2 separate regions of the Homo sapiens genome follow, and region 1 is linked to region 2. A link is an interaction called in ENCODE POLR2A ChIA-PET data of the cell type or tissue named here. Cell type or tissue: OCI-LY7. All regions are shown on one strand. Each heading gives the region's core, and the rest is flanking DNA. Links, peaks and the distances in the headings are about the cores only.

What was found. ChIA-PET counts read pairs that join two places held together with the same protein. Peaks named below come from ENCODE experiments on the same cell type or tissue, not always from the same donor. Only the 100,000 strongest peaks of a DNase experiment are listed, where the experiment ranks them.
Region 1: POLR2A ChIA-PET joins it to region 2 with 17 read pairs; 4 of 35 experiments call an interaction of 5 or more read pairs at or near these places.

The regions. Positions count from the first base shown.
Region 1 is chr5:136,161,921-136,166,483 of GRCh38, reverse strand. It overlaps SMAD5 (SMAD family member 5), which reads right to left. Exons shown (of 8, transcript NM_005903.7): 5 at 3,093-3,212. Among named protein-coding and RNA genes, the nearest start is that of SMIM32, 29 kb to the left of the region's middle. In OCI-LY7, for the core only: a CTCF peak has its summit at 3,055 (motif pointing left); DNase peaks (open chromatin) are centred at 1,213, 2,063 and 2,563; H3K4me3 peaks cover 3,948 bases; H3K27ac peaks cover 4,000 bases.
Region 2 is chr5:136,034,976-136,040,336 of GRCh38, reverse strand. All of the region lies in intron 2 of TGFBI (transforming growth factor beta induced), which reads right to left. Among named protein-coding and RNA genes, the nearest start is that of TGFBI, 8.7 kb to the right of the region's middle. RefSeq lists an enhancer at 2,863-2,912. In OCI-LY7, for the core only: no CTCF peak of the experiment used is centred there; DNase peaks (open chromatin) are centred at 2,886 and 3,216; H3K4me3 peaks cover 1,394 bases; H3K27ac peaks cover 2,523 bases.

The DNA.
Region 1 (4,563 bases), core at 564-4,563, 130 kb before region 2:
TAGGCAAATTAATATAATGAGATTTCTTGATAAATTCTAGACATTATAGAAACATTAACAAAACTATTAGGGGTCTGGAAATTTAACTGCTCTTAGGAATACAGAGCACTCAATATAACACACATTCAGTATTATCACAAACATAGAAAACACATAAAAACACATTGTTTTAAGAAACGTATAAAATAGCAGTACATATTTCTAAACTTGGGACAAACTAAGGAGGTTAAGGTCTCAAACCAAAGTGGCATTAAAGCCACAATGACACCATAAAGATATACAATTTTTCATTTGTCAATTATCCAAAAAAAAAAAAAGATAAAAAAAATACAGAACAACCCACAGTGAGATATCTCTTCATACCCATTAAAATGGTCAATATCTAAAAAATAGAAAACAAGTGCTGGTGAGGATGTGAAGAATATGGAATCCGTGTGCACTGTTGCTGAGAATATAAAATGGTACATCCACTGTGGAAAACAGTATGGCTGTTCCTCAAAAAAGTATAAATATAATTACCATGTAATCCAGTAATTGTACTTCTGGTATATACTCAAAAGAAATGAAAGCAGGATCTCGAAGAGATATGTGTACGCCCATGTCCACAGTAGTATTATTCACAATAGCCAAAAAAGTGAAAGCAATCCAAGTGTCTATCAATGGATGAATAGATAAACAAAATTTGGTATATACATACAACGGAATATTACTCAACCTTAAAAAGAAATGAAATTCTGACATTGCTACAATATGGATGTGCCCTGAGGAAAAATAAGCCAGTCACAAAAAAAAAAAAAAAAAAAAAAAAAAAAAAAAAAAAATTGTATGATTCCATTTATATGAAGTACTTAGAGTGGTCAAAATCATAGAGATTAGAAAGCAGAGTGGTGGTTGCCAAGGGCTGGGGGAAAAGGAGAATAGGAAATTTTTATTTAACAGGTATAGTTTCAATACTACAAGGTGAAAAGAGCTATAGAAATGGATGGTGGTGATGGTCACACAACATTATAAATGGATTTAATGCCACTGAACTGTACACTTAAAAATAGTTAAGATGGTAAAATTTATGTTATATATAGTTTGCCATAAAAAAACAAACAAACAAACAAAAAAAAACAGGGCCAGCCTGGGCAACACTGTAAGACTCCATCTCAACAACAACAAAAAAATTGGCCAAGCATGGTGATGCATGCCTGTAGTCCCAGCTACTCAGGATGCTAAGGTGGAGGAGCACTTCAGCCCAGGAGTCTGAGGCTCCAGTGAGCTATGATCACGCCACTGCACTCCAGTCTGGACATGACAGAGCAAGACTCTGTCTCTAAAATAAATAAATAATTTAAAAATTAAAAATAAAACAAAACAACAAAAAAATAGGGGGAAAAACCTTTATAGGAAAGCTTTAGCAATCAAGACTATGAGGTATAGATATGTAAGCCAACAGAGTCCTGAAATAAACCCTGGCATTTACAGTCAATTGATTTCTGACAAAGATGTTAATTCAACAAAGAAATGATACTCTTTTCAACAAATGGCAAAGCCAACTGGATTTCTATATGCAAAAAACTTAATGTAGACATTTACCATATACCACATACAAACTTAACTCAAAAGGAACCACTGACCTAATATAAGAGCTAAAACTATAGAACTTCTAAAATAAAACATAAAATAATATTTTCATGACCTTGGGATAGACAAAAATTTCTTGAATTCAACACCAAAAGCATAATCTAGAAATGAAAAAACTGACAAAATGGATTTCATCAAAATTTAAAGCTATTACCCTCAAAAAGACGTCATTAAGAAAATGAAAAGAAATCCACAGACTGAGAGAAAATATTTGCAAATCATATATCTGATAAAGGATTCATATCCAGAATATACAAAAAATTCTTACAACTCAGTAAGACAACCCAATGGGCAAAAGATTTAAAATAAACACATCAAAGAAGATATATAAATGGCCAACAAGTACATTTAAAAAATGCTCATCATTGCTCATTAGAGAAATGCAAATTAAAACCACAATAAGCACTTTACACCCACTAGAATGGCTATAATTAAAAAGCCAGACAATAACAGGTGTTAGGAGGATGCAGAGAAAATAGAACCCTCATACTTTGCTGGTGAGAATGTAAAATGGTACTGCCGCTTCAGAGAAGTTTTATAGTTTTCTTAAGTAGTTAAACTTACCATGTTATTCAGCAATTGCACTCCTAGATATCTATCCAAGAGAAATAAAACAATATCCACAAAAAGACTTACATGCGATTTTTGTTTGTTTTTTTGAGATGGAGCCTCGCTCTGTTGCTCAGACTGGAGTGCAGTGGCACTCCACTCTCAGCTCACTGCAACCTCAGCCTCCTGGGTTCAAGTGATTCTCCTGTCTCAGCCTCCAGAGTAGCTGGGATTACAGGCATCTGCCACCACACCCAGGTAATTTTTTATTTTTATTGTATTTTTAGTAGAGACGGGGTTTCACCATATTGGCCAGGCTGGGGTTTTGAACTCCAGATCTCAAGGGATCCACCCGCCTTGGCCTCCCAAAGTGCTACGATTACAGGCGTGAGCCACTGAGCCCAGCTGCAAATGTTTATAATAATCAAAATACGGAAACAATTCAAATGCCCACTGACTGGTGAATAAATGTGATATATTTATATAAAGGAGTACTGTTAAGCAATAAAAAGGAACAAACTATTGATACATGCTACAACACGGATGAACCTTGAAAAAACATGCTAAGTGAAAGAAGACTACATTATTACATGATTCCAATTATATAAAATGTTCAGAAAAGATAAAATCTACAGGTACAGAAAACAGATTAGAGGGTATGTGGAGCTGAGGATAGGAGTGAGGATAGACTGCAAATACGCAGAGAAACCTTTTTAAAGAGTTAGGGAAATATTCTAAACCTAGACTGTGGTGCAAAACTTGGTGTATTTACCAAAATCTTTGAATCATACACTTAAAACAAAAAAATTTTATAGCATATAAATTATACCTCAATAAAGCTGTTTTTAAAAAAGTAGCCAATAAGTTAAAAACAACTACTACTATAAAATAAATGAAGTGAGTACTTCTCTTACCCCTGCTGGATATACTGGGCATAATCTGAGGAATCATATTATTGCTTGTATCCATAGGCTGGGAATTATCTTGACCCATCTGATCATCAGGTGGCATATAGGCAGGAGGAGGCGTATCAGCTAAGAGGAAAAAAAATAATAATTAAAATCTTCATTCTGCTCAAAATTATTACTCTAAAAGCTTTAGAAAATTCTTAAGATTACCAGCAAGCTTCATTACTGAACATCACACACAAAAAAATGTAGGATACTATCCTAGGGCAAGGGAAAAGGAGAACAGACAGCACACCTAATGGCAATTGAAAACCTACTACAAATCCACATTTATTTAGCCCAGATCCCTGGTAATCCAGGATACAAGGATCAGTCCTAAAATTCACTGAAACAGAATTCAAGGTCAAGAATTTTGCCTTTATTTTTATGTGTTCAGAGAAACTACAGCTATTACATATCAATCTGAAGTACAGATTTTCCTCATTTGGGTATATATCTACTACAGAGACACTTTTAAATTATTAAGATCAGCACATACTGTATACTGTCATTTAAAACTGGAAAGTAAAACTATGTCCCTTCAAAATTTGCCATCAACACTAACAGCAATTGTCTAACGCTTGTGCAACATCCAAATATGGCTGTTGTGTCCTATTAAATGGTTAGGTAATTCACTTAGGAAACTAAATGTTAACTAGAAAATCTTTGAGTTTCAACACTCATAGTTGAAAATTTTGCAAAAGCTACAGCTATACTTTTTTGTCTCAGTAATTATAAATAAGAACCGAATTTGTCTTTCATCCCAATGTTTTGTACAGGATGTATTTTGAGACAGAACTACAATTAGCACTGAATCTAAGACAAACTATGAAAATTTGTTTTTGAGCAAATTCCTAATAGCAAGTTAAACAGCTGGCACTTAATTTCTCTTCAAAAGAAAAAACTATACCAATTGATATTTTGCTGCAGTAGAGAAATCACAAAGAATATACTGTAGGTCCTTGAATAATGTTTTGTTCAATGGTGTTTTGTTCAGCATCATTTTGTTATGATGCTGATGAGAAAAAAAATCCATTCCCAGCCAGGGCCACGTCTGTGTGAGTCTGAACATTCTCCCCATGTTTGTTTGAGTTTTCTCTGGTTACCCGAGTTTCCTCTCACATCCCAAAGATGTGCACATCAGATGAACTGGCATGCATGTCTAAACAGTCCCAGTGTGAGTGCCGGGGTGTGTGTGAGTGCACTCTGTGATTTAATCACGTCCCATTCAGGATTGGTTTCCACCTTGTGCCCTGAGTTGCTGGAATGTGCTCTGGCTACCCATGACCATGAATTAGAATAATTAAGTAAATAACAGTCTTGTTTTTATTGATCTTTCTTAAAGATATGCACAGCTCACATTTATTTCAATGTTTAATATTAGAAGAGTCTTGGGTCTTTATTTATAAATTTAGTGATATTTTTGTGACCAGAAATA
Region 2 (5,361 bases), core at 789-4,788:
TTCCTAACAGGTCACAGACTAGTACTGGGAAGGTGCCTAAATTAGGGAAGGCACCTAATTTAGAAGAAAGTTTCAAGGAAGGTGCAAAGAGATAATGTCAACCCAAAGTCTATGTGTAGGGATGTCTGGGAGGCTCTCCACCAGTCCCTTCTAACATTTTTACTCAAGATTGGATAGAGAGAAGTACTGAGTTTTCTCTCCCTAAAATAAGTTTCCAAGAAGTTAATATAATTTAAAACAACCACTGCACTTCACGGATTTGGCCGGCTGCTCTGGCCGTAAATGCCTGGGGATTAATTATACTCGAGAAGTCGTTGGAACAAGGAATGGCCCTGTAGGCCAGTCACCTGTGACTGAAGGTAAACCATACAGGGCATCATAGTTTCCGAGAGGAATGGCAGAGCAAACACAGACCCATAACGTCTAGACATCTGACATGGCCCATGGACTGCTTGCCTGGGATGGTTTGCTTTCTGCCCTCCTGGTCTTGGAAACACAGCTGAGCTGATTCTGAAGCCTCCCAATAGAAAATCATGGCTTGCTTTAACCTACTGTCTACCAACAAAGGCCTCAACCACTACAGCCCTCACCAGGGGCCAGCCTGGTTGGTGATGAGGACAGAGTCTTCAGAATGTGGATGTACTTTATTTGTGGCAATCTGTATGCAGCATGTGAGGGCATTTTGGGCACTCCTGGAGGCTGACTGTGTCTCCTCAGTTCCCAAGCTCCTTGTCTGATGAGCGGTCTTGGGGATCCCCTTTACAGCAGGGGGTGAGCAACCTGGAGAAGGTTGATGACCCTGAGACAAAGGCATCCTTCTCTGATGCTGAGGAGGCCTTGTCTCTGGGACCCACAGCCACAGGTTTGAGGCTGTAGACAGAGACCTGGGGCAGTTTAGCCAGGTCCTACAGGCCTGCTCACTTGTTCACCTCCTAAGTCGCTGACACTAACTGCCAGGCTTGATACCCCCTGGGGGCAGCAAAAGGAAGTGGACAGACCTCCTCAGCTTACCAGTGAATGACTTTGACCAGGTTGCATAAAAGTCTTTTGAGCCTGTCTCCTCATCTGTAAATGGGCTAATAATCATATTTATCTTATAGTGTGATTGTGAGAATTGAATGAACTTACATATGAGAAGCACTTAACAGATGCTTACTGTTTACTAAGTGGTCAGTTGTGAAGCTTCTAAAGAAACTCCAGATATAAACCTTAAAGTTGAAACTATGTTAATATCTTCATTGAAAGCAATACCCTACATGAGACCATTGATAAAAGTACATTGAAATAAAGAAAAATGCATCTATAAGTCAACAAATAAGGCCTGTGTTGGCTTCCCATTGCTTTCTGTGACAAATTACCACAAATTTAGTGGCTTGAGATCATGCAAATTATCTTACAATTCCAGAGGCTAGAGTCAGAAATCGGCCTTATGGGGTTAAAATCAAAGGCTGCATTCCTCACAGAGGCTGTAGGGAAGAATCCATTGCTCGTCCTTTCCAGCTTTGAGAAGCTGCCTGCATTCCTTGGCTTGTGGTTGCATCACTCAAATGTCAGCTTTCATCATCACGTTGCCTTCTCTGACTCTGATCCCACTGCCTCCCTCTTTTTTTTTTTTTGAGATGGAGTCTTGCTCTGTTGCCCAGGCTGGAGGGCAGTGGTGCGATCTCAGCTCACCACAACCTCTGCCTCCTGGGTTCAAGCAATTCTCCCGCCTCAGCCTCCTGAGTAGCTGGGATTACAGGTGTGTACCACCATGCCTGGCTAATTTTTGTATTTTTTTTTTTACTAGAGGGGGAGTTTCACCATGTTGGTCAGGCTGGTCTCCAACTCCTGTCCTCGTGACCCGCTCGCCTCAGTCTCCCAAAGTGCTGGGATTAAAGGCGTGAACCACCAGGCACAGCCTGCCTCCCTCTTTTAAGTACCCTGATGATTATATTAGACTCATCAAATAATCCTGGATAATCTCTCCCTCTTATGATCCTTAATTTAATCACACCTGCAAAGTCTCTTTTTCCAGTAAGGGAATATATTTACAGAATTAGAGATTAGGATGTGGACATTTTTGGGAAGTCATGTTTCTACCTACCACAGGGTCTTACCCCAGGTGGCACATAGGTTCATGTAAATACCCAACAGAATAAAATTCCTTGTCAGCTAGTCAGCCTCCTAGTTTACAGAATGGGACAGAACCCTCAGGAAACACTGCCCAACAGAGGCGTTTGGTCGATCTCCGCTGTTTGGTGTATGTCCAATCTCAGTGCCCCCAGAGCAGATTATTCAAGAGATCCCAGCTGGCTGCACAGGGATATGAAACAGGAAAGGAGGCACTAGTATGGGTCTGGGGTCTGCTTGGATGACTTCTCACCATCTTCTTTTTTTTCCTCTTGGGACCAAGGTTGTGGGATATAAGGGAGGAAAACGACAGCTCTTCTTCACCTTCACGTCAGCTGTCCCCAGTGCCCTGCCCAGAAGGACACCTACTGAAAAAGCCCTGCCAGCTGATGGAAAAGCTCGACCATGCACCAGCTGATCTCTTTAAAAGTTAAATCTTTAAGCATTAATGCAGTGCTGAAGGAGTATTAATATTTTTGCCCCTGGGCAAAGGAACACTTGCTACTAGAGAAACAGGAGTGCTCTGCCAGCTCATCTTGGCTCCAGAGAAGGGCTTCGCACTTGTGAAATGTGTTGCTCGTGAAACAATTTCAAGACTTTTGGAATGAATAGCTGCCACCCATACCCGCTAGCTCCTCCACCAGCCCTCCCTATGCCACGTTTATGATGTCTGAGCTCCTGCTATGACTATTCCAGTCCCATGATGTCAACTTGGACTTGGCTGTTAAATAGGCCTCCTCTCCCTGGGGCTAGCACAAAGGAAGCCTGTCGAGAGGCAGCCAGGCTTCCTGACCACAATTTCCTGCACCTTTGCTCAAAGTGCCACACGTAAAAAATTTTATGGCTACTAATCAAACCAGGGCCTGAAATCACAGAGGGGGATGCTGACTGTCTGCTCCCCACAGCCCTCTTTGTTTGATTAGCCATTGTATCACTCCGGTGCTATTTAGGATCTGAAATAAATGCTAAAGTGAATTTCCGAACAATAAAATTCACAATAACAGCCACTAAATAGGGACCCACTGGTAACCACTTCCTGTAATAAAGTCCATATGTCAGCTTGACGCATTGCACCAGAAACTCAGGCCCTTCTCTCTTTGTAAATGCAGAAAAGCTTTTGTGTGCAGGCAACAGAGCTTCACCTGATGATAGCAGTGGAGTCTGGGGCCTCACAAAAGCAGGCAGGTGGCTCCAGGCTCCTGTCTCACCAGGTCGGCTCCTGTATCTCTGTGTGACCTCTCACCACAAAGTATTCCCCTGTATGCTTGGTACCCGTTGTCTGCTTCCAAGGTGAAATTCTCCTTCTGGTTTCTTGACCCTTGACAACCTGAGCTGCCTCCTCCCCCATGATACTTTACTCCTTTTCATCCCAACATACACCTCTGCTCCAGCCTCCTTCTCTGGAGTCTTGCTGAGAAAATTCCAACTGCCTATGGACCTCATGCAGAGACAGTCCTTTTTGCCCCAACCACTACTGTGCTCCCATTTCCCAGTCTGCTCCTCACTCAACTAAAGGCATCTAGGGACCTACTTTCCCCAGGATAACATCAACTCCAGCCAGCACAGTCCTCTCCCCTTCCCACCTGACCACCCATGGCACTGAATTCTGACCGTATGGTGGTCAGACAGTAGCCTCCTCACTGGTCTTGGTCTCAGGTACACAGGAGCCCTGCCAAGCCACTCTTACTGAGCTCTCTACAAGAACAGAGATGGGTTCCACCTCTTCCTCTCTCTGAGTTCTCTGGATCTTTTCCAGGGCAGCTCCACCTTCCTAATACTACATGTAATGTTCCAGGAAGGGCCTCTCTTGTCCTAGAAGTTTTATATCAAATAATATTTTTCTATCTTCATTTTCTCTCTTTGAAGTTGCCCAAAGCAGTGGCCACAAATTCAAGAGTTGAATGTAAATGTCATATCCTTCTGGCTTTGTGAGACTAGGCCAACAGCTGGGACTGGGCATCGGGCTTTGCCTGAGTCCACTCTGAACCCCATCTCCCCACCTCATCCAGACATTTCTTCCTTTTCCTAGAGGACTCCCCTTGTGCTCACTGGGTAAGGGAGCTGCGCCACCACATCACCACATTATCATATCCAAACCTGCCCCCGAGGGGTTGACCTGCTCATCAGGAACATTTTGGCAACACACAGCTCTGTTGCTTGTGCCTTGTCCTGGCACACAAAGATACAGGTACAAGAGCCAAGGCGACTCATCACTGACAGTATTCTCAGCCTGGACACTGATAGGGAATGTTATCGAGCTATTGTTAACTAGCTGGGCAAATGCTTCAGCCCAGCGGCACCCCCGAAACAGTGTGGCAGATGCTACCCTGTAGCCAGCTTGTCATCATAAACGGGTCTCCATTTTCAGAGAAACTTGAATTAACAAAAAAGATGGCCCTCTGAAGCCCAGGGCTCTTGAGATATAGAAGAGTTGTTTGCTTGGCACTAGCACTCTGGTCACCTTCCAAGAAGCAATTAGGTGAGGCCTGGCTTTGTGTTTAATTAAGTAATTAATTGTTAATTTGAGTAGATAATATACACACATGGGAAAAAATCAATCAGTACTAAAGGTTTTCTTTTCTTTTTTTTTTTTTTTTTTTGAGACGGTGTCTCACTCTGTCACCCAGGCTGGACTGCAGTGGCACGATCTTGGCTCACTGCAAGCTCCGCCTCCCAGGTTCACGCCATTCTCCTGCCTCAGCCTCCCGAGTAGCTGGGACTACAGGTGCCCGCCACCACGCCCGCTAATATTTTTGTATTTTTTTAGTAGAGACGGGGTTTCACCATGTTAGCCAGGATGGTCTCTGTCTCCTGACCTTGTGATCCGCCCACCTCGGCCTCCCAAAGTGTTGGGATTACAGGCGTGAGCCACTGTGCCCGGCCCATCTTTTTTCTTATTTTTTAAGTCAGGCATCCTGGAAGAATGGGTGGTGTATAATTTGCATAGTCTCCTTTTGTTCATAGCAGCAAGAATATCGCTGGGTGTCTGTTAGCTGAATCTTGGCAGTGTGTCCTCCTAGCTCACTCAACTTTTAGCTTGCAGGCTGGGCTGTCAATCAGGCATGGAGCAAGCTGCCATGGACCTGCCCTGGACAGGCTCCCAGGGACTGCTGGTATCTCCCCAGCTGTGCCATGAATCCCAACTTCCCTCAATTCATATTAGGATTGCTAATTGCCTAACATAATCAGGGTCACACATTGGAATATTTATTTCCACATACAGTTTAAGGAAAGAGCATTTTCTCTTCT